Regions from separate parts of the Homo sapiens genome. Here regions 1 and 3 are each linked to region 2. The links are chromatin loops, found by intact Hi-C in ENCODE. Cell type or tissue: MCF 10A. All regions are shown on one strand. Links, peaks and the distances in the headings refer to the core of each region. The heading gives the core; the rest is flanking DNA.

The links. A loop is a pair of places that touch in the nucleus more often than their neighbours do. Peaks named below come from ENCODE experiments on the same cell type or tissue, not always from the same donor. Only the 100,000 strongest peaks of a DNase experiment are listed, where the experiment ranks them.
Region 1: it touches region 2 in a loop (8-fold over the local background); 6 of 110 quality-filtered maps call a loop at or near these places.
Region 3: it touches region 2 in a loop (14-fold over the local background); 56 of 110 quality-filtered maps call a loop at or near these places.

The regions. Positions count from the first base shown.
Region 1 is chr13:22,182,786-22,191,394 of GRCh38, forward strand. No RefSeq gene overlaps it. Among named protein-coding and RNA genes, the nearest start is that of LINC00540, 23 kb to the right of the region's middle. In MCF 10A, for the core only: no CTCF peak of the experiment used is centred there; no DNase peak of the experiment used is centred there.
Region 2 is chr13:21,621,536-21,630,144 of GRCh38, forward strand. It overlaps the pseudogene RPS7P10. Among named protein-coding and RNA genes, the nearest start is that of MICU2, 22 kb to the left of the region's middle. In MCF 10A, for the core only: no CTCF peak of the experiment used is centred there; a DNase peak (open chromatin) is centred at 4,036.
Region 3 is chr13:22,275,029-22,283,637 of GRCh38, forward strand. It overlaps LINC00540 (long intergenic non-protein coding RNA 540), which reads left to right. Exons shown (of 2, transcript NR_103810.1): 2 at 1-1,493. Among named protein-coding and RNA genes, the nearest start is that of LINC00540, 69 kb to the left of the region's middle. In MCF 10A, for the core only: a CTCF peak has its summit at 3,494 (motif pointing left); no DNase peak of the experiment used is centred there.

The DNA.
Region 1 (8,609 bases), core at 254-8,253, 560 kb after region 2:
ATAACTATCAACATCAAGCTAGACATGAGTTCATACTGATATCCCCAAATCTAATCCATTACCACACCCTTCTCCCCATGCTCATCTGTAAATTCTCACTACAACAGAGAGATACCTGACTCCTACTATCCACCATCTATTTACTTAATTTATCAATTACAGTATACATGAGTAGCATTATCAGAATCATTAACCCCTCGCCCCATGGGGAGCAACTCTGTCAACTACAATACAATTGCTTATATGCAGCACCTTTTGCCTTCAGTACTACAGATTCCATTCATTTCCAGAGGTATTGGTTCAGCCCCTTGCCCCCACTCCCTTCATTTAGATTGTCTCACACATTTGTAATACAGTTAGACTCTCTAGTCAGTCTGCGTTCTTTCCTTGGATGCCCTAACTCCCTAAATTATTTTTTTAATTCGCTTACCTTAAGATGCACTCTTTTAAAACTTTTATTATTTTATTTTATTTTTCCATAAGTTATTGGGGTACAGGTGGTATTTGGTTACATAAGTAAGTTCTTTAGTCGTGATTTGTGAGATTGTGGTGTACCCATCACCCAAGCGGTACACACTGCACCATATTTGTAGTCTTTTATCCCTTGCCCCCTTCCAACTCTTCCCCCCAAGTCTCCAAAGTTCATTGTATCATTCTTAGGCCTTTGCATCCTCATATCAATGAGAACATATGATGTTTGGTTTTCCATTCCTGAGTTACTTCACTTAGAATAATAGTCTCCAATCTCATCCAACACTGCAAATATTGTTAACTCATTCCTTTTTATGGCTGAGTATATCATGTATATATCACAGTTTCTTTATCCGCTCATTGATTGATGAGCATTGGGTTGGTACCACGATTTTGCAATTGTGAATTGTACTGCTATAAACATGCATGTGCAAGCATCTTTTTCAAATAATGACTTCTTTTCCTATGGGTGGATATCTAGTAGTGGGATTGTTGGCTCTTGTGTTGTAAAGTTCTATGGATTTTAACAAATACCTAATGTCATATATGCACAACTGTAGTATCATAGAGAATAGTTTCACTGCCCTAAAAATACCTTGTATTTCACCTATGCTTTCTCTCCACGCTCCCTGACGACCACTGATGGTTTTACTCTTTCTATGGTCTTGTCTTCCAGAATTGGATAATTGGAATCATGCAGAATGTAGCCTTTTTGGAGTGGCTTCTTTCACCTACCAATATGCAGTTAAGTTTCTTCCGTGTCTTTTTATGGCTTCACAGCTCATTTCTTCTTATCATTGAATAATATTCTATTGTATAAATACACTAGTTTGTTTACCTACTCACTCACTGAAGGACATCTTGGTTGTTTCCAGTTTTGGGTAATTATGAATAAACCTGCCATAAATATTTCTGTATAGGATTTGTGTGTGAGGGGAGTACCTAAGTTTTCCACTCAGTTGGGTAAATACCTAAGTACATGATTGCTTTGTTGTGTGGTAAGACTATTTTAGCATTGTAAGAAATTCGAACTGCACTATTTTGCATTCCTACCAGCCGTGAATGAGAGTTCCTATTGCCTTGCATCCTCCTCAGCATTTGGAATCATCATTTTTTTCTTTTTTTTTTTTTTTTGGATTTTAACCATTCTAATAGGTGTGTGGTGATATCTTATTAATAATTTAATTTGCAATTTCACAATGACGAATGATGTTGATCATCTTTTAATATGCTTTGACATTTGTGTGTCTTTTCTAGTGAGGTCATTGTTTAAATCTTTTGCCCGTTTTTAACTGGATTGTTTATTTTCTTATTGTCAAGTTTTAGGAGATCTCTGTGTATTTTGGATACAGGTACATTATCTGTTTCTTTTGTTTGTTTGTTTTTTCCTTTGTTCTTTCTTTTTAATTATTATACTTTAAGTTTTAGGGTACATGTGCACAATGTGCAGGTTAGTTACATATGTATACATGTGACATGCTGGTGTGCTGCACCCACTAACTCGTCATCTAGCATTAGGTATACCTCCCAATGCTATCCCTCCCCCCTCCCCCCACCCCACAACAGGCCCCAGAGTGTGATGTTCCCCTTCCTGTGTCCATGTGTTCTCATTGTTCAATTCCCACCTATGAGTGAGAATATGTGGTGTTTGGTTTATTGTTCTTGCAATAGTTTACTGAGAATGATGATTTCCAGTTTCATCCATGTCCCTACAAAGGACATGAACTCATCATTTTTTATGGCTGCATAGTATTCCATGGTGTATATGTGCCACATTTTCTTAATCCAGTCTATCATTGTTGGACATTTGGGTTGGTTCCAAGTCTTTGCTATTGTGAATGGTGCCGCAATGAACATACCTGCGCATGTGTCTTTATAGCAGCATGATTTATAGTCCTTTGGGTATATACCCAGTAATGGGATGGCTGGGTCAAATGGTATTTCTAGTTCTAGATCCCTGAGGAATCGCCACACTGACTTTCACAATGGTTGAACTAGTTTACAGTCCCACCAACAGTGTAAAAGTGTTCCTATTTCTCCACATCCTCTCCAGCACCTGTTGTTTCCTGACTTTTTAATGATTGCCATTCTAACTGGTGTGAGATGGTATCTCATTGAGGTTTTGCTTTGCATTTCTCTGATGGCCAGTGATGGTGAGCATTTTTTCATGTGTTTTTTGGCTGCATAAATGTCTTCTTTTGAGAAATGTCTGTTCATGTCCTTCGCCCACTTTTTGATGGGGTTGTTTGTTTTTTTCTTGTAAATTTGTTTGAGTTCATTGTAGATTCTGGATATTAACCCTTTGTCAGATGAGTAGGTTGCGAAAATTTTCTCCCATTTTGTAGGTTGCCTGTTCACTCTGATGGTAGTTTCTTTTGCTGTGCAGAAGCTCTTTAGTTGAATTAGATCCCATTTGTCAATTTTGGCTTTTGTTGCCATTGCTTTTGGTGTTTTAGACATGAAGTCCTTGCCCATGCCTATGTCCTGAATGGTAATGCCTATGTTTTCTTCTAGGGTTTTTATGGTTTTACGTCTAACGTTTAAGTCCTTAATCCATCTTGAATTAATTTTTGTATAAGGTGTAAGGAAGGGATCCAGTTTCAGCTTTCTACATATGGCTAGCCAGTTTTCCCAGCACCATTTATTAAATAGGGAATCCTTTCTCCATTGCTTGTTTTTGTCAGGTTTGTCAAAGATCAGATAGTTGCAGATATGCGGCGTTATTTCTGAGGGCTCTGTTCTGTTCCATTGATCTGTATCTCTGTTTTGGTACGAGTACCATTGCTGTTTTGGTTACTGTAACCTTGTAGTATAGTTTGAAGTCAGGTAGCGTGATGCCTCCAGCTTTGTTCTTTTGGCTTAGGATTGCCTTGGCAATGCGGGCTCTTTTTTGGTTCCATATGAACTTTAAAGTAGTTTTTTCCAATTCTGTGAAGAAAGTCATTGGTAGCTTGATGGGGATGGCATTGAATCTATAAATTACCTTGGGCAGTATGGCCATTTTCATGATATTGATTCTTCCTACCCATGAGCATGGAATGTTCTTCCATTTGTTTGTATCCTCTTTTATTTAATTGAGCAGTGGTTTGTAGTTCTCCTTGAAGAGGTCCTTCACATCCCTTGTAAGTTGGATTCCTAGGTATTTTGTTCTCTTTGAAGCAATTGTGAATGGGAGTTCACTCATGATTTGGCTTTTTGTTTGTCTGTTATTATGGAACTTATGATGATACATTGTTTTGATGTATTTTAAGTTTCACCACTGTAAGCATTCGAGAGCAGAATCATTTGTTTTTTTTTGAATTATTTCTCTCTCTTTATAATTGTAGTCCCCAAGGTGTTGCTATTTAATGATAGTTAGTTATTCTCATTATTCTTTCCATAGCTAATGCTTAGTTCTCTGCTTGACACATGTATGTATTCATAATTGTTTGATGAAAGCAACAAAAATTAATTCCAGGCACAGCATGTTTTGAAGCCAACCAGCAGAATGCTGAAATATTTTAGTGATATAAAGCTAGTGCTGATGGTGACACATAGAAAGGAATCCCCATTTATTTGTGGTGTTATTTTAAATTAATAAGCTGGTAGGCTTTATTAGTAATGCAGCTACAGATTTCTGACCTCTGGACCCCTCAGGACGAGGAAGGGCAGAGAAGGTAGATTTGGAACTTTATCACTTGTCTGGGCCACCAGAAATATGGATTAGATGTGTGTATTGCTCCATAAACATGCTGACATAGTGCAAGACTTTTGGGTTGCTTCAACAACCCTGTCTTGGCTCTGAGGTCAGATTCTCCTATCCCATTTCCAGCCTGTCCTTTCCTATCTCAGGGAGGAGGAGTAAAACAGGAAAATGTGTTTTGTGTAATTGTTGGAGGTTTAAGAGGTCTAAAATGAGTAGCACCATCTTGAGTCTGTAAAATCAATCAGAGCAGGAATAATGAGCAAAAAAATCTTTTCAACAAAGTTTCAATGAAATCATAACAAGAAAGAAGTGACCATTTAGGCCTCCTTCAGTCTTCTTTATATTATGAGTCAGAAATTCAGGAGGACTTCCAAATGTTCCTACTCTTAAAAAATGAAGACGCCTGTTGTAAAACACTTAACCTAATCAAGGATCACAACCATGTTTCTAGGGCATTCCTGATTGTCTTTGTGATCCTTTGAAATGTTGTTATTGAGAATGTTTTACAGCCATGAATGAATCATGGAAAAAGCCTCTCAAAGTCAAGCTTGAGCACTCCTGGGCTATCATGAACATTTATCAGCTTTTTTGGTGGGAACTTTCTCTCCAGTGTAGTAGAACAGTCCTGAGAACCCGGTCTGCTAATTGCATTGAATTGCTTGAACAGGCTATTTCTTTCTTAAGAAATCACTACCCTTGCTGGAATGAACCAGGCTGTTTCTTCCTGAAAAGTTTACTGTTGTCTTCTTACCCTGGTTCTCTCCTGCCCTCTTTGGGTAAACCTACATTCTAACCTTATTTATTGGTATTCTCTCTTTAAAACTTCAGATGTGCATAATTACTTTCAAAGACAATAGTATCGAATTTTTTTGCAAGTACTTTTACTTTTGATTACTTCAACATTCCCATGAGATAAAGGTCAAAAAATTTAAGCATCACAAGATGATAGCTAAGGTCACACATTTGTAGAGGTGGAACCCAGGCTTCTGTCTCCTAAACCAGGATCACTCCACTGGACTACACGGTATTGAGCACTTGCTACGGACTTTGCATATATTAACTCATAATTTTGAAACGTTATTTAATGCCAGTTTTACATATGAGGGGACTGAGGCTTAGAGAGATAAAGCCATGCTCTCCAAATGATACAGTAATAAATCCCAAAGCTGGTTAATATTTGGATGTGATTGAGTCCAACCTTTGAGCCATGCTCTAACACCTCTGTGGCTTGGCCATAGCTATTTTTCCAAGACCAAGGTCACTTCATTTGGTTGCTTAGGAAATGCCCTGCATAAAGGTGCCTAGCTTTGGATATTGGCTAGGCTGAAATCAGCCCAAGGTTTACTGGCTGGATTCATCAGGCCTTGGGCGTGTCAGAGTCATCAGGGAGGAATAACTTAAACTGGAATGTCCAGTGGGGACACTGTCCCAGGCTTTTTGGAGGGGTGCCTTTTCAGCACATGCAAAGATGCCATATGTGCTGGCTGTGAGCCTGGCTGGGTTTTTCACATGTATTCCTACCTTGGGATCATAGTCCTTGCTGTCTTATCCAGCTCTCCTATAAAATCAGCCTGGGGTATGATCAGGGCTTAAGAGGGAGGAGTTTAGAAATCCCAAAGTTAGTTTATAACTTTTCAGCTAAGTCATGAGGGAAAAATGCGATTTTCATTGGAAATTGCCTCTGTCCCATTCAGGTAGAACTCAATATCTAGGCTTGAGATTATGTACTTTTATAAAGAAACTTCAGAGTTCATTGAAAATGTTATCAGCTACCTACTTGCTACTGATAAAAAAAAAAAGACTATAATATTTACTAAGCAGGTAAAGTATCAGGCTACAAACTGTAAGCTTTCCTATTGCTGATATTTGATGTTTCTGGTGAAACTCAATTCAGTGCCTGAGATGATACCTGGGAAGTCTGTAAAACTTCAAAGATCTATAAACGAGTCAACTTAACTACCCCAAATATCCCAGTGTGCCATTTGTACTTCAGCTTTCCCACATGTTTACTGAGAACGAAAACTCAAACCACACACAGGGGTTTGAAGCAAAGTGGGTCTATTAGTTGGGGAATTCTGAGCTTCTAAAAGAGATGTAGAGTGATTGAGTTCCGGATTACATAGGAGAGGTTGTTAGCCTTGTGAGAGTGTCCTTTGTTCAGGTCCAGGTAATAGGAACTAGAGTGCTCCTTAGGATAGGAAGGGATTTAACAAGTGTTATTTACACAGTGAATACAATGATGGGCCCAACTGGTTTGCAGGTCAAGGAAAGTCAGGGAACTGGGCAGCTCACTGGGCTACGCTGTATCTGCATCACACTGCTAAACCTATCACCTATTGCAGGAGTGGAAAATGCTATGGACACATGAGTTACGATTGCTGTGAAAACCATAGCTTTGCATTTATTGACTTCGTTGTGTTTAAAGTTTTAGTGTTGTGTCAGCATGTTTGAGGAAGGTGTGCAGGGTAGAATATATGTCTCACTTTCAGATGAAGGTCAGTCTAACTTAACACATTCTTTCCCCCTTAATAGAAAGTTACAGAAAACTGTCAGACTTCAACTCTGGTTCAATAGCTCCAGTTCCATTGGCCCGACTTAGAAAATATCAGTCTGGGTCCAACTCACAAAATTTAGACCCAGAAGGAAAAATAAATTCCTTGTGAGGTCATCCCTCCAGTCTGAACACTATCTGGTAGACTCCTTGAGCCACTAAAATGGCAAAGATCTTGGCCGTCTGCCCAGATATTGGAGAGGATGGAAGAGTTAAGCAAAGGAGCCAGGAGTTGTGGCGCAGGAGAGCACTGAGCCTGAGCAGGGAAACAGAGCGACTCAAGGCTGTGCGGACTGAGTGGCTGCTTGTGGTGGAGCAGAGAAGAGCAGACTCCATGTGTGTGCTTGGGGTGGGGAATTGGGGATACCTGAAAACCAGAGAAAAAGAAGATGCTTACTCATTACTTTACAAGTGTGGAGTCACAAAGAGTTTCAGAAAATGCAAGAACATCACTGTCTGCCTTTTCTTGTTTTCAAAAGTCCAACAGAAATTTAAAGGTATAGAAAAAGTAGGGGCAGAGCTTTGATGTTTGTGAGCTCTATTTGGTAAGTAGATTGGGTGTGAGTGTGCATCTGTGCTTCTGGCCGTGCTCCTCAGTACTCAACACCTCCTCGGTCTGCATTCACAGCCAGCAGCCTGTTACTGACCTTTATAAAAATCAGCCTGAGATGGTGCATTTCAGCAGTGCAGCTCATAAGCAGCAAGCTGAGGAGATACTTCTTTCTGTAGGGTTGTGTTTTCAAGCCAACTGGTTATCTGAATGAAGTTGAGAGGACCAGCAACCCCTGAGTCCTAACACTGTGTGTCTCAAATTTGTTTTCCAACAGTTTTTTTTTTTTCAGGCATTTGGGAATATTGAGAAAATATCATAATGTTTATTTTATTTTATTTTAAAAATGTTTCTAAAAAGCAATGTGGTACCTTTGTATTTCTCTCTGGATAAAATCATGTGAAATTATTTTTTATTGCTGGACAGACTGCATTGTTAACCCTTATCGTGTGCAGTGTGTGTCAGTAATGCATTACAGACAGCACACACTTATTGGACTCTGTAGCCTCTTAAAATACGGGTAAAAGCTGCTCTAAGCATCAAAATATCTCTGTTCTCCCAAGAGCAGTAGATATTGAGTTACTGATTGTTAGTTTGATGGATATGGTTTAAACACTTACTTTAAATAAAAGTACACATAAAACAGACCCCATTTTTGAAACACCTTTGATCTATAAGAGGTATGAAACAAGAATAGATTTTACTGAGGACTAACATATTCTCCATCAACCTGGTTGGCTTTTTACATATTTTTATAAAAGATAAATATTTTGCACATCCCTTGAGATGGAGAGAAAGTTCTAGAAAGGTGTTACAGTGCAGGTTTTCTTTTTTTAAAAGCTGTTTTTGGTTTGCCAGAATCTTCTACTTCTGCAGAATTTCCCTCCAGCCTATTTCAGCTGAAGACCTGATGGCAGCTGACGTCCATGGGAGAACATTCACAAGCCCATGCGTTCAGGTCCTCTGGGCACTTTCCTTATGAGGATAACATCTTTGTTGGTTTAAGTTACTTTTGCATGTTACAGGAGCCTGATATATAGAAGGTTGCCTGACTTTATATTTCAAATTTTTCTTTGCTGAGAACACACATAAAAATCCATATCTTTGAAGATGGAAAAAAGAATAATCTGCACATCTGCATAATGTCCTGGATGTATTCCTGACAGTAAAAACATTTCTCTGCCCATAGTTGGTGGGGAGAATTAGGCTGATAGTTGTTTTATTTATTCAGCATTCAGAATTTACAAGCATACTTAAAAATTATATGAACCTAAAAGTTTTACATATACCAAGCTAAAGTCATATGTATAATGCTAAAACCATTTAGATATTCATATTCATATCTGTATGAA
Region 2 (8,609 bases), core at 298-8,297:
ATAGACATAGAAACAAATTAAGAAAACAGGAAGGACATCTCTTAACATTTCTTAAAGGGTTGGCTCATGTTACTGGTTAATCTACCCTGATTTCAATGAGACTTTTGGTCATTCCTATTACAAATATTTATAATATGCCCACTATGAACAAAGGATTTTGCTACCATGAGTGGATGATACAGAAATAAATAAGACAGTCCCTGCTTTCAAGAAGTTTGCAGTTTTGGGAGAAATATATAAACAACTCTTACATAAGGTAAAATGGGATAAATGCTGCAAGAAAGGTTCAAAGTGTTTGGGATATATTTGAGAAAGAAGGGATTAATTATGACTGGGAGTGTTCTTAGAAGAGGTAATAGAGTTTGTGTTGGGAATTCAAAAGTGGCAAGTACACCGATAGTAGACATTCCTCAAAAGACGTTACCACTAGAGCTACTTGAGCAAAGCTGCTGAGGCAAGACAGAATAGACCATATTTTGGGAGAACACCAACAACTGTTGAGTGTGGTTCAAGAGAAGTGTCATGCAAGATAAGGCTGAAAAGACGTTTAAAGATCCAAGAGTGAAGCACTGTGCTTTGAATTCTATGTTTAGAGGCGAATCACCAAAGTTTCTAATTGGAGGATTAGGAGATCAGTTAGAAGGCTGTTGAAATGGTCTAAGAGTCCAAAAATGAAGAGTTGACTGAGGACAGGAGCAGAGGATGTGGTGAATGGGGAGCCCGGAGGCATAAGGTAGAGGTAGAATCAAAAGGTCCTGGCAGGTTATGGGATGTTGAAGATGAGGGAAACCACGGAGCAATTAGAATCTTGGCATTGCTTTGCCATGAACGAGGAAGGGCCCAGGGAGGAGCAGCTTTATGAAGGGAGAAGAGATGGGGTGAAGAAGGGAGAGTGACAACTTCATTTTGGTCTAGTGGTATCTGAAGCTTATTATTATTATTTTTTGTAATCAGAGTCTTGCTCTGTGGCCCAGGCTGGAGTGCAGTGGTGTGATCTTGGCTCACTGCCACCTCTGCCTCCCGGGTTTAAGTGATTCTCCTGCCTCAGCCACCTGAGTAGCTAGTACTACAGGTGCCCGCCACCATACCCGGCTAATTTTTGTATTTGTAGTAGAGATGGGGTTTCACCATGTTGGCCCAGGCTGGTCTCAAACTCCTGACCACAGGTGATCTGCCTGCCTCGGCCTCCCAGAGTGTTGAGATTACAGGCATGAGCAATGGCACCTGGCCTCTGAAGTATTTTTGTAATAATGATGTAGGGAAGTCCAGCAGGTAGTGAAAATGCATTTTTGGAATTTTGAAGAGCAGTCAGGGTTAGGTTCTTAGGCTCAGAGATGAAGAGTATTAACTAAAGAATGAAGTTTACAAAGAAAGGGGATGACGAGCTCTTTTTATACTATAGAAATACTATATTATTGGCTGGGTGCGGTGGCTCACGCCTGTAATCCCTGCACTTTGGAAGGCTGAGGTGGGTGGATCACGAGGTCAGGAGATCGAGACCATCCTGGCTAACATGCTGAAACCCCGTCTCTACTAAAAAATACAAAATATTAGCCAGGCGTGGTGGTGGACGCCTGTAGTCCCAGCTACTCGGGAGGCTGAGGCAGGAGAATGGCTTGAACTCAGGAGGCAGAGCTTGCAGTGAGCCGAGATCGTGCCACTGCACTCCAGCCTGGGCGACAGAGCAAGACTCTGTCTCAAAAAAAAAATAAATAAATAAATAAATAAATAAAAATAAATAAATGCTATATTATCCACATTTGAAGTAAATTTATTGTATTGGGAGACACAGAAACAAAAGCATTAGCATTTACTAAGCATAACTGCCTAAAGAGGAAAAGGTATACAAAAAGGAAAAACATTAATAGGGTAAGAAAAGACTTAAGGATTCTAGGGAAAGAAGTATGTATCACCCTCAGGGCCTAATTGAAAGAAGTATTTGATTGAAGGATGTCTCATTATTGGGGGATTTAAAATTTTCTAATGGGTCATTGAAATGTTGTATAATATATTTACACAAAAATTTGGATAGGACAGATTACAGGGCTTTCCAGGCAGCCATTGAACTGGAAAAATACTTTTACCTGCTATAATTAAGTCCTTCTAATCAAGTAAAAGACATTTCTAGTTATATGTAATTTGACTATGATTTCCCCAATGGTTGCCCAAAATGGAATGGGCTTCATTGGGAGGCCTTACATTTTCCACTCAGGAAATGTTCAAGAAAAATCTGATTGGCCATTTGTTGAGGATATTTCAAAAGGCACCCCTACTCTGAGTGGGAAGCTGGCCTCAGTGACACCCTGAATGTGAGAGGTTTCCATGTTGTTTCCAGGATTGGTTGCTCAGGACTGTGTCAGGCACTGTCTATAAGAAGCTGGTTACTGTTCTCTGACAATCCTGTTGTTAATTCTCATGGAACCCAAAGTGGAAAGGACCACAGAAAATTGTAAATAATTAGTGCCTTTCATCTTTCCTCATGATTCTTATTTTTCTAACCTTTTTTTAAAATTTGAGACGGAGTCTTGCTCCGTTGCCCAGCTGGAGTGTAGCGGCATGATCTCGGCTCACTGCAACCTCCACCTCCTGGGTTCAAGCCATTCTCCTGCCTCAGCCTCCCAAGTAGCTGGGACTACAGGCACACACCAGCATGCTCAGCTAATTTTTGTATTTTTAGTAGAGATGGGGATTTCACCATGTTGGCCAGGATGGTCTTGATCTCTTGACCTCGTGATCTGCCCGCCTTGGCCTCCCAAAGTGCTGGGATTACAGGCGTAAGCCACCGTGCCCCGCCAATTCTTATTTTCTAACCCTTTAACGTTTTCAGTTCCTGGGTGTGAAGAATAAGAATGAAAACATGTTTTAATGGATGTTTTACTTTGTTTAAATTTTGAAAGGGGCCATGAAGAGAAGATTTATTTTTAAACAATATCTTTGAAAGTGCATATCCCCCTTTGCATGTGTCTGCTTTGCCTTCAACTTTCCACCCTGCTGTGAGTAGCACTAGAGCTGAGCCGATGCCCCTTGAACTTCGCAGCCTGAAAAACCATGAGCTAAATAAACCTCTTTTCTTTATAAATTAAAAAAAAAATGTTGAGCCAACTTTTTGGGTTTAAATGAAAAAATTATCAAAGTATGTTATCATAGTTGACAACTTGATACCAATACAAAATGCCTTATATGTTTTTGAATTGACTACAACATTGAAAATTTTGTCTATACATACGTGATACACTTAATTACTTAGCTTTTTTTTTCTTTTTTTTTTTTTGAGACAGAGTCTCCCTCTGCAGCCTAGGCTGGAGTGCAGTGGCGCGATCTCAGCTCACTGCAAGCTCCGCCTCCCGGGTTCACGCCATTCTCCTGCCTCAGCCTCCTGAGTAGCTGGGACTACAGGCGCCCGCCACCATGCCTGGCTAATTTTATTTTGTACTTTTAGTAGAGACGGGGTTTCACCATGTTAGCCAGGATGGTCTCGATCTCCTGACCTCGTGATCTGCCTGCCTGGGCCTCCCAAAGTGCTGGGATTACAGGCCTGAGCCACCGCACTCAGCCTATTTGAATTTTAATTGCTTTTCTGTGCTTGGAATATGTGTTTATGCTCACTATTGTCATATAATTAGTCCAACTGAAAATGGAAAAACTGAAAATAGTCTTCATAAATCTTTTTTAAAACATTTTTTAAATAAATTTTTTTTTGTTTTAATAGAGATGAGGTCTTGCTGTGTTGCCCAGGCAGGTCTCAAACTCCTGGGCTCAAGTGATCCTGCTGCCTTGGCCTCCCAAAGTGCTGGAATTACAGGTGTGAGCCACCATGTAAAGACAGCCAGTCTTTGTACATATTAAATAAAAATAAAGATAAAATATAACTACTTAGTATCTTCATCTACTCCAGTAGTGCTTTTATAATAGATTAAAAATAAGATTTTTGTTCTATCGTTTTGCCGTTTTGTAGTCAGAGTCAGTATTAGTTCAATGTGTAGTCTCGTTAGCAAGCATCATAGTCACATCTACTTTGCTAACAATAGGTGGCACCAGCACACAAGCGTCTCATCTGTATTCAACCCAACAGAAATACCAAGAGATAGGAGGGAAATAGAAAATATTCAAAATGCTCGAAGGCAACGAATTCAATTCTGATGAACAGATATGTTGGGGAGCCACGTGAAATAAGAGTTGTGCTCCAGTGGGTAGGCGCTTCAAACTATGGACATAAATGCCCAAATATGTGAGGTAGTTTGGTCTTTTATTGAGAAAAATGAAAGAAAAACAAGCTGTCTTGGGAAATGTCTAACCAGAAAATCTATCTGATTTCTCAAAATAAATTCCGAAGAACAGAGGACACCAACGATTGTACCTGTGTGTCGCACTACAACACTGGCAGAAGTAGAAGCTGCACGAGAGAGTGGGGAAGAAAAAGCAAGAAGGGTAGAAATGGGATGATAATCAAATGCCCCAGGACTTTGAAACTTCAAAAAAAAGGTGTTATGTACTTTCTGCTTATTTTTTCCTAAAATGTGTAAAAAGCGTGCTGATCATGTAGATGACTAAGAAAATGTCCTCAGGGGAGAGAAAAACCCATGAAGATGGAGAATTGATTACAATTATCATACAACATTTCTCGTCACTTACGTTTTGCATTTGTAAAACTAGCACACATGAAACTTTTATTAATTTTTTCTTATTCTTTTTCTTTCTCTTTCTTTTTCTTTTCTTTTTTTTTTTTTTTTGAGATGGAGTCTTCCTCTGTTGCCTAGGCTGGAGTGCAGTGGCGCAATCTTGGCTTACTGCAATCTCCGCCTCCTGGGTTCAAGCAATTCTCCTGCCTCAGCCTCCCGAGTAGCTGGGGTTACAGGCAGCCGCCACCACACCCAGCTAAATTTATTGTATTTTTAGTGGAGACAGGGTTTCATCATGTTGCCCAGGCTGGTCTCAAACTCCTGACCTCAAGAGATCTGCCTGTCTTGGCCTCCCAAAGTGCTGGGATTACAGGCGTGAGCCACCATGCCCCACTCTTTTATTAATTTTTTCTTAAGAAGCAGTGCAATTTGGGTGTTTATCACCAGAGTGTTGCCAACCTTCACTACACAAAGGTTTCTTTTAAAATAAGCTAAATTTAATTGTATATCACCTTGTAAAAACCTAATTGCTGTTAAATTTTCTCTTTAAACTAAAATCTTTATTGAAATAAGAGCACAACAATCAATGGATTAATTTAATACCTCTGAGTCTCCTTCATTTATTTGTGAAATGTAAGGGAGGAATATTTTAAATGTTCCTCCACTGTTGTATAAGAATGATATATGATTTAGAGCAAGAATTAAGGAAATATAAACACCCAAGTACAACAGTACAACTAAATATCTTATTATGAATACTTTAAAGTTAATTCTTTAATTTTTTTCCTTCTAGTTATAGGTTGACAAATTTATTGTGAATCTTTTTTTTTTTTTTTTTTTTTTGAGATGGAGTCTCACTCTGTCTCCCATGCTGGAGGCCAGTGGCACGGTCTCAGCTCACTGCAAGCTCCGCCTCCTGGGTTCACACCATTCTCCTGCCTCAGCCTCCCGAGTAGCTGGGACTACAGGCGCCCGCCACCACGCCCAGCTAATTTTTTGTGTTTTTAGTAGAGACGGGGTTTCACCATGTTAGCCAGGATGGTCTCGATCTCCTGACCTCGTGATCCGCCTGCCTGGGCCTCCCAAAGTGCTGGGATTACAGGCGTAAGCCACCACGCCTGGCCTATTTTGAATCTTTCCTAATACCAAACATCTACAAGGGTATAGTATGGCTCAGGTGGTTTTTGGACTTTATGGTCTTTGGAGTAAAAATACATTGCTTTGAATATATACACATTACTTGAATATCTTTTGCTAATAAAATATTTCTTCTATTATCTACTTTTCTTGCTTGCCTATGGAAGCTATGATTACATCTCAAATCCTAATTTTTTTTTTTTGAGATGGAGTCTCGCTCTGTTGCCCCGGCTGGAGTACAGTGGCGCGATCTCGGCTCACTGCAAGCTCCGCCTCCCGGGTTCACGCCATTCTCCTGCCTCCCCAGTAGCTGGGACTACAGGTGCCCGCCACCACACCCAGCTAATTTTTTTTGTATTTTTAGTAGAGATGGGGTTTCACCATGTTAGCCAGGATGGTCTCGATCTCCTGACCTCGTGATCTGCCCGCCTCGGCCTCCCAGAGTGGTGGGATTACAGGCGTGAGCCACCGCGCCCGGCCTCAAATCCTAATTTTTAAATCAAATACTTAAAATTAGTAATTCTCCTTAGCAATTCAGTAAGTTTTGTAACCTAACCTTAATACTCATCAATGATACAAAATACTTTGGAAGGTGAAGCATTAAAAAACAACTTTAAGAAACATACACTACCCATATAACATATATTTTTAAATATTAGGTCAAATTATTTTTTTTTCATAAAATCACTCCCAACATTCCGAATTACCCAGATTGCCTGAGTTTGATAATTGTCTTTACTTGTATATATCTCTCTCCAAGTAGATGCTAAGGTACTTGAAGCCAAATTACTTTCTTGAGTATTTCACTGATAATTTTTTGTGCTACTTTCTCTGCCTTCCCCAATCCTTGAATCCTTCTTAGTCTGATGTCACACATCTTAGATGGATTCTGATCCTGTCTGGGTTTCTGTCAGAAGTAATCCAGTATCCGTATTATTTTGTAAGAAACCTGCGTTTTTCTTCGCTGTGCACTTCTGCTACCACTATTCCAACTGCTTTCTTCCAGAATTTTGTAATTTCTCACCTGCTGATGTGTCTCTCCTGATCTCATTATTACTTACGTTTGTATTTTAACAGAGTATCAGAAAAGAGAGAAGATAAATGTGTGTGAATATATATTTTTATGTAGTCATTTTTGTTTGTAATTGAAACTCTGGGAATTCAAAATTAACATCCTTGCCCGTGAGCTTCTTATAGACACCAGAAAAAGTTTCAACCTTGTGTTCCACATTGTTCTGCTGTGCTTTGTCCAAATGAACCTTTATGAGCCGGCTGCCATCTAGTTTCACGCGGATTCTCTTGCCCACAATTTCGCTTGGGAAGACCAAGTCCTCAAGGATGGCATCGTGCACAGCTGTCAGAGTATGGCTCCTGGGACGCTTTTGCTTATTTTTTGTACGGCTTTTTCGAGTTGGCTTAGGCAGAATTCTTCTCTGAACGATAAAGACGACATGCTTCCCACTGAACTTTTTCTCCAATTCGCGTACTAGCCGGACTTGAATTTTCTGGAAAGATTTCAGTTGAGGAATGGGAACAAAGATTATGATAGCTTTCCGACCACCACCAAGTTCAATTTCCTTGGCTGCCGTAATATTCAGCTCCCTGAGCTGAGCTTTGAGGTCCGAGTTCATCTCCAGCTCCAGAAGAGCCTGGGAGATGCCGGACTCGAACTCGTCCGGCTTCTCATCATTGGGCTTCACGATCTTGGCGCTCGAACTGAACATGGCCTTCTCCTGGGAGAACTCGCCGAGCGCCGGCTTAGGAAGAGGTCTTCTTTAACTAGAACTGAAAGTAGTTTTATGGTTATTTGGGTGAGAATTTAAGACATTAACTTATATTGGTGGTTCTTAAAGTGTGGTCCTCGGACAGCAGCATCAGCATCACCTGGGTGTTTGTTAGCAATGCAGAATCTTGGACCTGTCCTGGACCTGCTGAATCAGAATTTCAGGGATACGGCCAAGTAGTCCTTGCTTTAAGAAGCACTCCGGGTGATTCTATTGCAAGGTAAAGTTTGAGAGCCACTAATTTAATTGGACATTCTTAGGGCGTCGATTCTTTGTTAACCTCTTTGTTTTTATATTGAGTGAATGTTTGTACTTCTCTTTATTGTTTCCTTCTTTTGACTTTCTGTTTATTTATTTATTATTAACTTCCTAAGGGCACGTCTAAATTCTAGTCTTTATTCTTTTCTAATATAAGCATATGTCTTAACATTTTTTTGAAGTACCAATTTTGCTATATCCTCGCAAGTATTCAAATATAGTATTTCTAGCATTCATTTACACATACTCAAAATTTTCCGTTACAATATCTTCTTTTACCCCTTTTTCGAGGTTTAAAAATTCCAAATACAGACTTTGGTTTATCTTTTTGTTACTGTGTTTCTCAAGTTTAGAGAATGTGGCCAGTGTGATATTTCTTTAAAATATAGAGACTTGCTTTATTTTACTTTCTGTAAATATCTCATTTGTGCTTGAGAAGAACGTATATTTTCTAATTATTGACTGTGTTCTGAATATGTTCAGTAAGTCAAGCTTGCCGTTGTGTTGTTGGAATTCTCTATAGCTATAGCTGCTGGTTTTTATTCTTTGTTTCCTTGACTTGGCTTTTTTCTTTGTTTGAGAAAGATGTGTTGAACTCCCCTGCCCCCACCTTATGATGGTAATTTCTCAATTTCTTCCTGCAGTTCTAGCAACATTTGCTTGATACACTTTGAGATACATAAATTTTAGAATTACAGTGATTTGGAATTTCTTTTTCTATATCTTTACTTTTAAATTTTCCGTAGTCCAGATGTTTTAGGTCTGATTTTTGTGAGCTGCATATGGCTGGTTTTTGCCTGTTTTTTATTGG
Region 3 (8,609 bases), core at 171-8,170, 650 kb after region 2:
TTAAATATCTGCACAGGAACTGTAATTTGAGATCAGTGGTGGAAAGAGAATAAAGGAATCACGTGGACATCAGCTCTGAGGCCTGTGGCCCCACTTGCTTCTGGGCTTTCTATAGACATTTGCTGGTGACCTGCCCAGGCAGGCTAGAGTACCCTTCCTCATTGCACCCTGTGTTCCCATCCTCTTTTCCTTCCTTCCTTCCTTCCTTCCTTCCTTCCTTCCTTTCTTCCTCCATCCCTTATGAAACCCTCGTTGTGCAGTTACTTATTAGGTGCTGTGTGAGCGTCTGAAGTCTCCCCTCACCCACTTTTCCATTTGGGCCACTTGGCCAGTGATTGCATCAGTACCAGGGTTCTAGGAGCCATGCAGGGATCCCCAGTGGGCAGAGCTGGCCGTAGCATTTGGAAAGGAAGAGAGAGAACTGGAGACAATGCCTAGGAACAAAAGCAGAGTCCAGACCCAGGCATCAAGTGCAAATCCAAAGGCTCTGGATGAGTCAGTTCCCAGCAAAGGGACACAAGTAGGCACAGAAGGAAGGACAGCAGAAAACACTGGTCCAGAGAGGGCCTGCAGAGCCAGAAGCGATGACGCATCCAAGGTTGTGTTTGACTTCTGCACTGCCTCTGCAACCTGTAAGCACATCTGAGCCAGTTCAGAAAGTAGGAAAACCAAAGTATATCAGAAATGGCCTCTTATCATCAAGGAGATTTTGGTCTAGATTGCTTATTGCTCAGGAGAAATCACCACTTTTTAAAAAGATATGCTGAGATAGGGTTTAGTTGGGATAGAAAAGGTTATTAAACTACGGGACACCCTTCCTTTACAGAGTGTAAGCACTACTACCCCTTTTGTTTGTCTGTTTTTCTTATTTTTCTCACAGATGCAGTTCCTGCATTAGTATTGATAAATGTGTGGCTGCTCCACTTGGAGTGTTTTCAAAGCATAAATCACAGCATTGATGGTGCTGTGGTTTGGCTCTTCCAGCCCTCTTAACAACGGTCTGATGGACTTGGCGAGAGTCTAGCCACGTGTTCTGGCCTCTGTCACTCTCATGGCTGAAACGCATGCACACCCACAGATGGGGGCCCCGTGGTAGAGATGTGCCTCTACTTGTCAAATAGACTGACTCCAAATTCGGAAATATGCCTCAGGAATCTAGAAAGATAGAAAAGGAGTCTTCGTCACTGTAGGGTCTCATTCACAATATGGAGGAGAGATGGAGGGGAGTTTTTGGTATAAATTTTGCCTCATAAAAATTCTCCACGTTGTTTTGTACTGTATGAGGGTAGCGAGAAATTAGTTGATGGTTAACAATCAAGCTGGAGAAGAATATCCTCAATTTTTCACATGGAAAATGAAAAACTACAACTCCTTCCAAATATATGTATGTTTCTTTTCTGAAGATAGACGTGTGTGTGTTTGTGTGTATCATATAACATTTATTTTTTGATTTCTTTGTTATCAACAGTAAAAATACAGAAAATGATGCCAAAGAGAATTTCTGATTTTTCTTTCCTTGTTTTCCATTAAAGTGTATTACAAATAATGTCTTCAAACACAATAGCATGCATAGTGGCTTAAATTGGATTCTTCCTGGGCCACTCTGTTTAGGATCCAGGTTTTTAACATTGTTCTTCTAAGTGCATCCATGTTTCCTGAGATCCACAAAGCTTGATCTCATCCGTGGAACCACCTGGCCTAGAACCAGCTGCGGCTCTTACTGTGGTCCCCAGACGGGCAGCCTCTGCATCACTGGGAGCTCCTTTGAAAGGCAGGTTCTTGGGCTTCACCCAAGACCCACTCAATCAGAAACTCCAGGGGCGGGCCTAGCCATCTGTGTTTTAACAGGGTGAGGCCGATGCTGGTGCAGGCTTTACTGCTTCCAATAGTTGTGCAAACTTGAACTAGATGATTAACTTTCTTAAATCTCAGTTTCTTTACTTGTAAAATGAAGCTAGTATTATTTACTCATTGGACTATTAGGAACACCAAGTTTATAATACATTGTCTAACACGCTGTATGTATCACTTAATAAGTGTTTTCTTCCTCTTCCCCATCCAGAGCACTTTCTACCCTCTTCCCCCTCACCTGCCTCTAGACCAATAATATATCAATTCTGTTTTTATAAGGAATTAGTCAACATAAAAATTTCAATGTAGATCTTGCATCAATTTGGTGCAATGCACTTGGAGGCTATTTCTATTAGTACACCTTTAAAACAAAATGCTGAACAACTGCTGTGTTGTTTTCTAGGTTAAAAGCAATCCTCCCAAAGAAGTAGAGGTCTCAACTTTTACATCTTGATTTTACTGCAAAGAATATAGAAGGTTTAAAAGACAGGGTCTTTCTATGTCTCTAGGAACTTTTGTGCTTCCCTCATCTAGAAGAACCAGGAGTAACTCCTTCATTGGAGATCGTCTTTCACTTGGAGTTTAAAGCATTTTGCTTATGTGACACCCTTTTTTGAAATGGCCTCTTTGATGTGGAGAGGCAGAGGGTATCTTAATGAATTCTAGACTGCTTTCTGCACAATCCATCTCTGAAAGCTGAGGAAGATGGATCCTGTTTTGTCATCTAGCTTCTTGCTACTCAGTATATGTTCCATAGGGACCAACAACAGTGGGAGCTGGTGAGAAATGAGGAATCTCAGACCCCTCCCTAGGCCTACAAAACCAGAATCTGCATTTTAATAAGATCTTCAAATAATTCGTACTCATATTACTGATTTGACACTGGATGAGTTCATTGTATCTATTTAGGCAAATAGATATGAAAAATTAAAGGGAACTTTTCTGGCTGTTTGAAAACACCTTCTTTTCAATGAAAATTTTAAACTGCTTCCTGTGGCTCACAATGGACCCAAAATTAGAACTAAATTCTGCCTAAGTGCTTTTCTTTAAACTGTATCACCTAAGGGATATATAAAGAGGCAAGAGTTTAGAACTCACTAAATCTAGAAGACATAACTCTAAATAAGAGCGTGACGCAGGAAGTCAGTTGATTGGTGGTGTCCCTGCATCACTTTCTTGGAGACCGTCTTGCCCATCCTGTAACCACACACTCTTCCTTCTTATGCTTTGCGCTTCTCCAATTCCGTAAGCACTGACCGGAGCATTTCCATTAATGGAGTTGCCTTTCCAAGAGATTTTTATTACAGGGTTTTAAAAATGAGGCCTTCAAATTCTTAAGACCGAAAGGAATGAAAGTATAACTGTGATTATAAGATTATAGAAATCATCATGGGTTGAACTTTGGGAGTAAGAACTCCTGTCTTGAACTGTTTAAAACATGCTAGGAAGATGACTATTGATTTGTTAGTCTGTCTATATCCCAAGAACTGTATTCGGTGCGAGGGATACTAGGGAACGGTGTCCTCTTCACAACACTTGGAGTCTATACTTTTCTTGGGTATACCATCTTGTAAGATTTTGAACCAGCAGAATACTAGGGTGTACCCAAATTTGTAATGTAGCTGGTGCCCCCTGCTGGAACAGGGTTACTTAAATTTCCATCTTTTGGGCCATCTGTGCCAGCAACCCTGTTAAGACACAGCCTTGCCAACGTAGCCTATGGGTATAAGAGTAAGTCATTTAATTAACCTCTGCTTCAGTTCCCTGACATATAAGAGTAGAATAACAATAGCAGCCAATCCCAAGCTTCTTGTTGAAAGGTAGAATTAATTAGGGATGACAGTAAAATACTTCATGAAAACTGGATACTAAATAGTGATAAATGTTTGAACATGCCTCCAGTGTTCCTCTGGCAGGAAATGACAATGTGGTATGTGTTATTACTAGACTCGATGTTGCTAATTTTATCTGGTTATTAATTCTCACTTGTCTTAAAGTTGAAATGCACACATACACCTTCATCCACCCCAATCAATATTACATGAGCTGAAGATTTTTGCTGATAGCATTCTCTAGTGAGCAAGATGTGATGAAGAATGTGCTTCAAACAGAGAGGACAAAATAGGTCAGTAAGTGTCTTTGTGTATTACAGGTATAATACTTTGAAAATCACTGATTTGTACTCCTTTATTGATAGGGGGACTTCTCCTGACACAAGAGTGAGTCCCAGAGAATAAGGGTCCCAGAGATTGAATTCCATATGAAGAAGGGAGGGAGTATGAGATTGAGGAAATGCAAGGAGAAATAAGAGTGCCCCATTTTCCTGGCCGGGAAGGTGATGGAAGAAATAAAAAAGAAAGTGCTAAGGTAGAAAAGTCAGTGTGCATCCTATCTCTCCTTTCATGGATAGAACCCCAGTGGGGTTGGGAGTGGGAGAGTTTTAGCTAGAGGTAGGGCAAAACCCCAAGGACATTCCAGGAGAAGTACTGTAGCTGGAAAGCTGTTTCTCCCAGGAGAAGCTGGGGTCAGTTGGCATCCAGCATGATGTGTGGTTGGCCGAAAGAGGAGGCAAAACAAACAGGACTGAGGCAGGCTCCTGGTCCCACAGCCTGTGTGTGGTGTGCAGGAGATTTTTAAAGTCCCTGCAGAAAATGATGAAGGAGTCAAAACTCCTAGGCTTGAGACCAAGGCTGCAGTTTGCAAATTCTTCAGGGATGAGGCAGGTGGCTGAGACCAAGGATTTTGGAAAGAAGTGCCATCACGATGCCTGGATGGCTGTGGAGTTAGGCACACTGCAGTGCTGTGGGCTCAAGGCAGGGGGGCAGCTCACCTAGAGCACAGGGGAGATTGCAGAATGCTATGCATTTGTAGGGCCCTGCTCTCTGGCACTCATGCCACAGCCAGACTGCAACAGGCTCACCTAAAAGGCCTGGAAGTTACCTTGGAGAAGAGCAAAAGATATAGAACACCCAGAATTTCCTTAAGGAAATATTTGAATTATTGGATCAGACTAAGTTTGACAAACTGAGAAACTGGATCAGCCCCAAGAAACAAGGAAGCTCCACTTGTCTTCATACATCTCACCCTAAAGTATACAGTTGTGAACCTTCTACATGGCTCAAAAATTGTACCAAAATATGCCCAGATTTCCAGGATAATTGGTGGCCCAATTCTTCTAAGTACTGTCAAGTATCAAAACACCTGTGTGATGCTGAAGCCTACATCTTAGAGCTTGTTACGAAGGATCTGGTGTTTGTAGGAATAGAAGATTAATGGAGTTTATAGAGCCTCAATGAGATGAGGAGGCCATTGTGACATCACATTATCAAAATTATTATGGGATATCATGTTAGCAGAAAAGAGATACGGGAGAAAGAAATGGGGGTAGAAAATCTTTAGTTGTTTACTAGAAAAGAAAAAAGCCATATGTGTTCACTGTGATGACACAGAGGTGTTGGGGGGAAAAAATAAAATAAGACAAGAAGCCAAATTCACGAATGTTTAGAAACAAGTGGAAGCTGCGCACATCTCTGATCATTCTGTTGACGCCAGCTTTACAAAATGGAGGCCCACTTTAAAAATAAGTGTACTGAAGGGTTAGGCAAAGGACATGTTTTGTTTTTTTTGTCCTGAAATCTGCAGTCACTGAGATTGGTATTAATGACATCACTATTATGAATGCTGCGATTTCATCTAGTATCTATTCAGTTAACTGCGAACTTGAGGTCTGAACAAGTCCTCTCTTCCTGCTCCTCCCTGCTAAATACAACTTTAAACTCTGGAAATAACCTAAGAGACAACCAAAGGAGGGTACCAAAAAAAGGAAGAGGAAGGTGGGGACTGATGAGGGATCCATACGGGTGAGGGACAACGCAGAGCCAGTGTCCTGTGTCTTATCCAGGCATCTAACCTAACAAGAAAGAGAACCCCAGGCCTGGCAGAAGGCAGCCCAGATAGGCCCATTTCTCCTTGGATCCAATGGGAATCCTACTGAAAACACCAGGTGGGCTGGAGCACCAGCTATCAAGGATTGAACAAGAGTTATGCCAAGGGCCGACACCTAGGGCCAGGGCCAGGGCAGTGATCCTGTTTCTGCAGGTGTGAAGGGACTCTCTTCTTCCATCTGGGGACAACTGGGTTCAGTGGGGAGGCCAAGCGCCCTGCCAGGGAGTCCTTTTCACACTGACCACAAAACCAATATCCATTAAAAATGGGCGAGTCCAATATGATTTATAAATAATAATATGAAAACAAATACAATGTTAACATATAGGATTCCATAACATTAAAAAATACCATGATCAATGTGTTTATTTCAGGAATGCAAGCCTATTTAATATTTATAAATCTATTCTCATCCACATTAATGAATTTAAGCATAAAAATTATATGCTAATCTCCCCAGATATTACAAAGGAATAAGTAATAGCCAATCTTAATAAAAAGAAAATTTGTTATAAAACAAGTGTAGATGAATTCTTCATTGACACGATAAAATATATTTATAATAATGCTAAAGATAGTATTATGACTAGCAAGAAAAAAATGTTAGAAACATTCCCATTAAAATAAGAGATAGGACCAGGGTGTTTGCTGTCTCTGGTCTTTAGCACTTTTCTGGAGCTATAAGCCAATGCAATGTGACAAGAGAATAAAGTTTAAAAACTGAAAATTGAAAAAAGGAAGGGTACAATTTTATTTGTTGGCAAATTGTATAGTAGCATATCTTCAAATAGTCTAGACAATTAACTGAAAAACTCTTCCATAAATTAGAGGCACTCAAAATGAATATGCAGAATATATACAGAATCTATACAGCAAGAGAAGACCCAATTTACAATCCCATACAAATGATAAAGTACCTTGAAATAAATTTAATGAAAAATGTGCTAAAAACAACAAGGTTATATTTATGGGCTTTCTTTTTTTTTTCTTTGAGACAGAGTCTCGCTGTGTTGCCTAGGCTAGAGTGCAGTGGTGCGATCTTGGCTCACTGCAAGCTCCGCCTCCCAGGTTCATGCCATTCTCCTGCCTCAGCCTCCCGAGTAGCTGGGACTACAGGTGCCCACCACCACGCCTGGCTAATTTTTTGTATTTTTAGTAGAGACGGGGTTTCACTGTGTTAGCCAGGATGGTCTTGATCTCCTGACCTCATGATCCATCCACCTCAGCCTCCCAAAGTGCTGGGATTACAGGTGTGAGCCACCGTTCCTGGCTTATTTCTGGACTTTCTTATTCTGTTCCATTGATCTCTTTAACAATTCTTGTACCACTTTTAATCATTATAGCTTTATAATATGTTTTAATATTTAGTAAATCTAGTTCTGTGTAAATGTCTCTGAATAGGAAGCTTGTTTTATTAATGTTATGTACAAGTCTGCATCCATTACAAATATTGGATTTTCAGATACTCATCTAAAATTATTTCTTCTGTGTTGTTCAGTGAAAACAAGCAAGGTGCAGGACACTTTGAGCAGTTGTGCAAAAGCAGGTATAAAATGTATATACATTTTTAGAATGAATAGACTATCTTTGAGATGGTTTGTAAAAAAAAAAAATCATAACATTTATTTCCTCTGGAGAGGAGAACTGGCAACTGGGAGATAAGGACAGGACAGAGAGTGTCATTGTAAAAAGTTTTGTTCTCATTGATTTATGAAACATGTAAATATATTATTGTTTACTCAAAAATAAGTAAATATAAATTTTAAAATATGATCATAGTCTCTACATTTTAATCCTCAGAGATGCCTTTTAAGTTTTTCTGTTAGAAACTTTTAATTCTATTACGCATATATAGGCATTACTTTGCTCTTTAATATTTTTTCAGGGAAAATGACATAAAAATTTAAAAAACCCAGGCAATAACTTTCTACATTATCAGGTTTTATTACGCTAAATTAAATTTACTAAATGCTATTAATTAAATTTTAGTAAATGCTTTTAGAGTATGTGTTCTTTTAACTGATAAGATGGTACTATTCTCATGATGCATTATGTGGAGTCTATAAAGGAAAGTTAATATCACAATGCCTAGAAAAGTTAAAGTTTCTGCCTCATGGGGAAATATGGCTGGTCTTTATTCCAGACTATTTTCAAATAGCCTGCTCAGCCCTCCAAAGCTATGTTGTCTTCTCTGACCTGTTTCTTAATTTATATGTAACTTTTAAATCTGCAAAAGGATATTTCAATTTATTTTTATTTTATTATTATTTTTTGAGACAGAGCCTCACTGTGTTGCCCAGGCTGGTCTGGGATCCTCCCGCCTCAGCCTCCTAAGTAGCCAGGATTAGAGGCTTGCACCACCCTGCCCAGCAATTTTAGTAGTTTGGACTTCCTGTGTCTTCCTTTCTGCTTCCCTATGTCCATTATTCATCTCTAGTCGCTCATCTTCCATGCACATCCAATTCCTCATGCTCCTTGACTGTCTCACACCTCCATGCAAGCATAGACCCAGGTTGGCAAGGTCCTCTTTAAGAAACAGAGTATAAACTTAGAAATATATCATTAATACCAAAGTAAATATTTGTTTAGAGAGACAGAAACAACATAACAAATTATACATTTTAAAAAGCTTTCAAAGGCTATAAACATAAAATCCAGAAAAGTAAGATTTCTTTATGTCCTAACACAACTTCATAACATTTTTTCTCCTGTTTTTTTAGGGGTTCGGGGGGCTACTTGTATTTTGCCTTGACATGTAACAAAAATTTCGTAAAAGTATGTTCTGTAGGGAAAATAGAAAAAAAATAATTCAG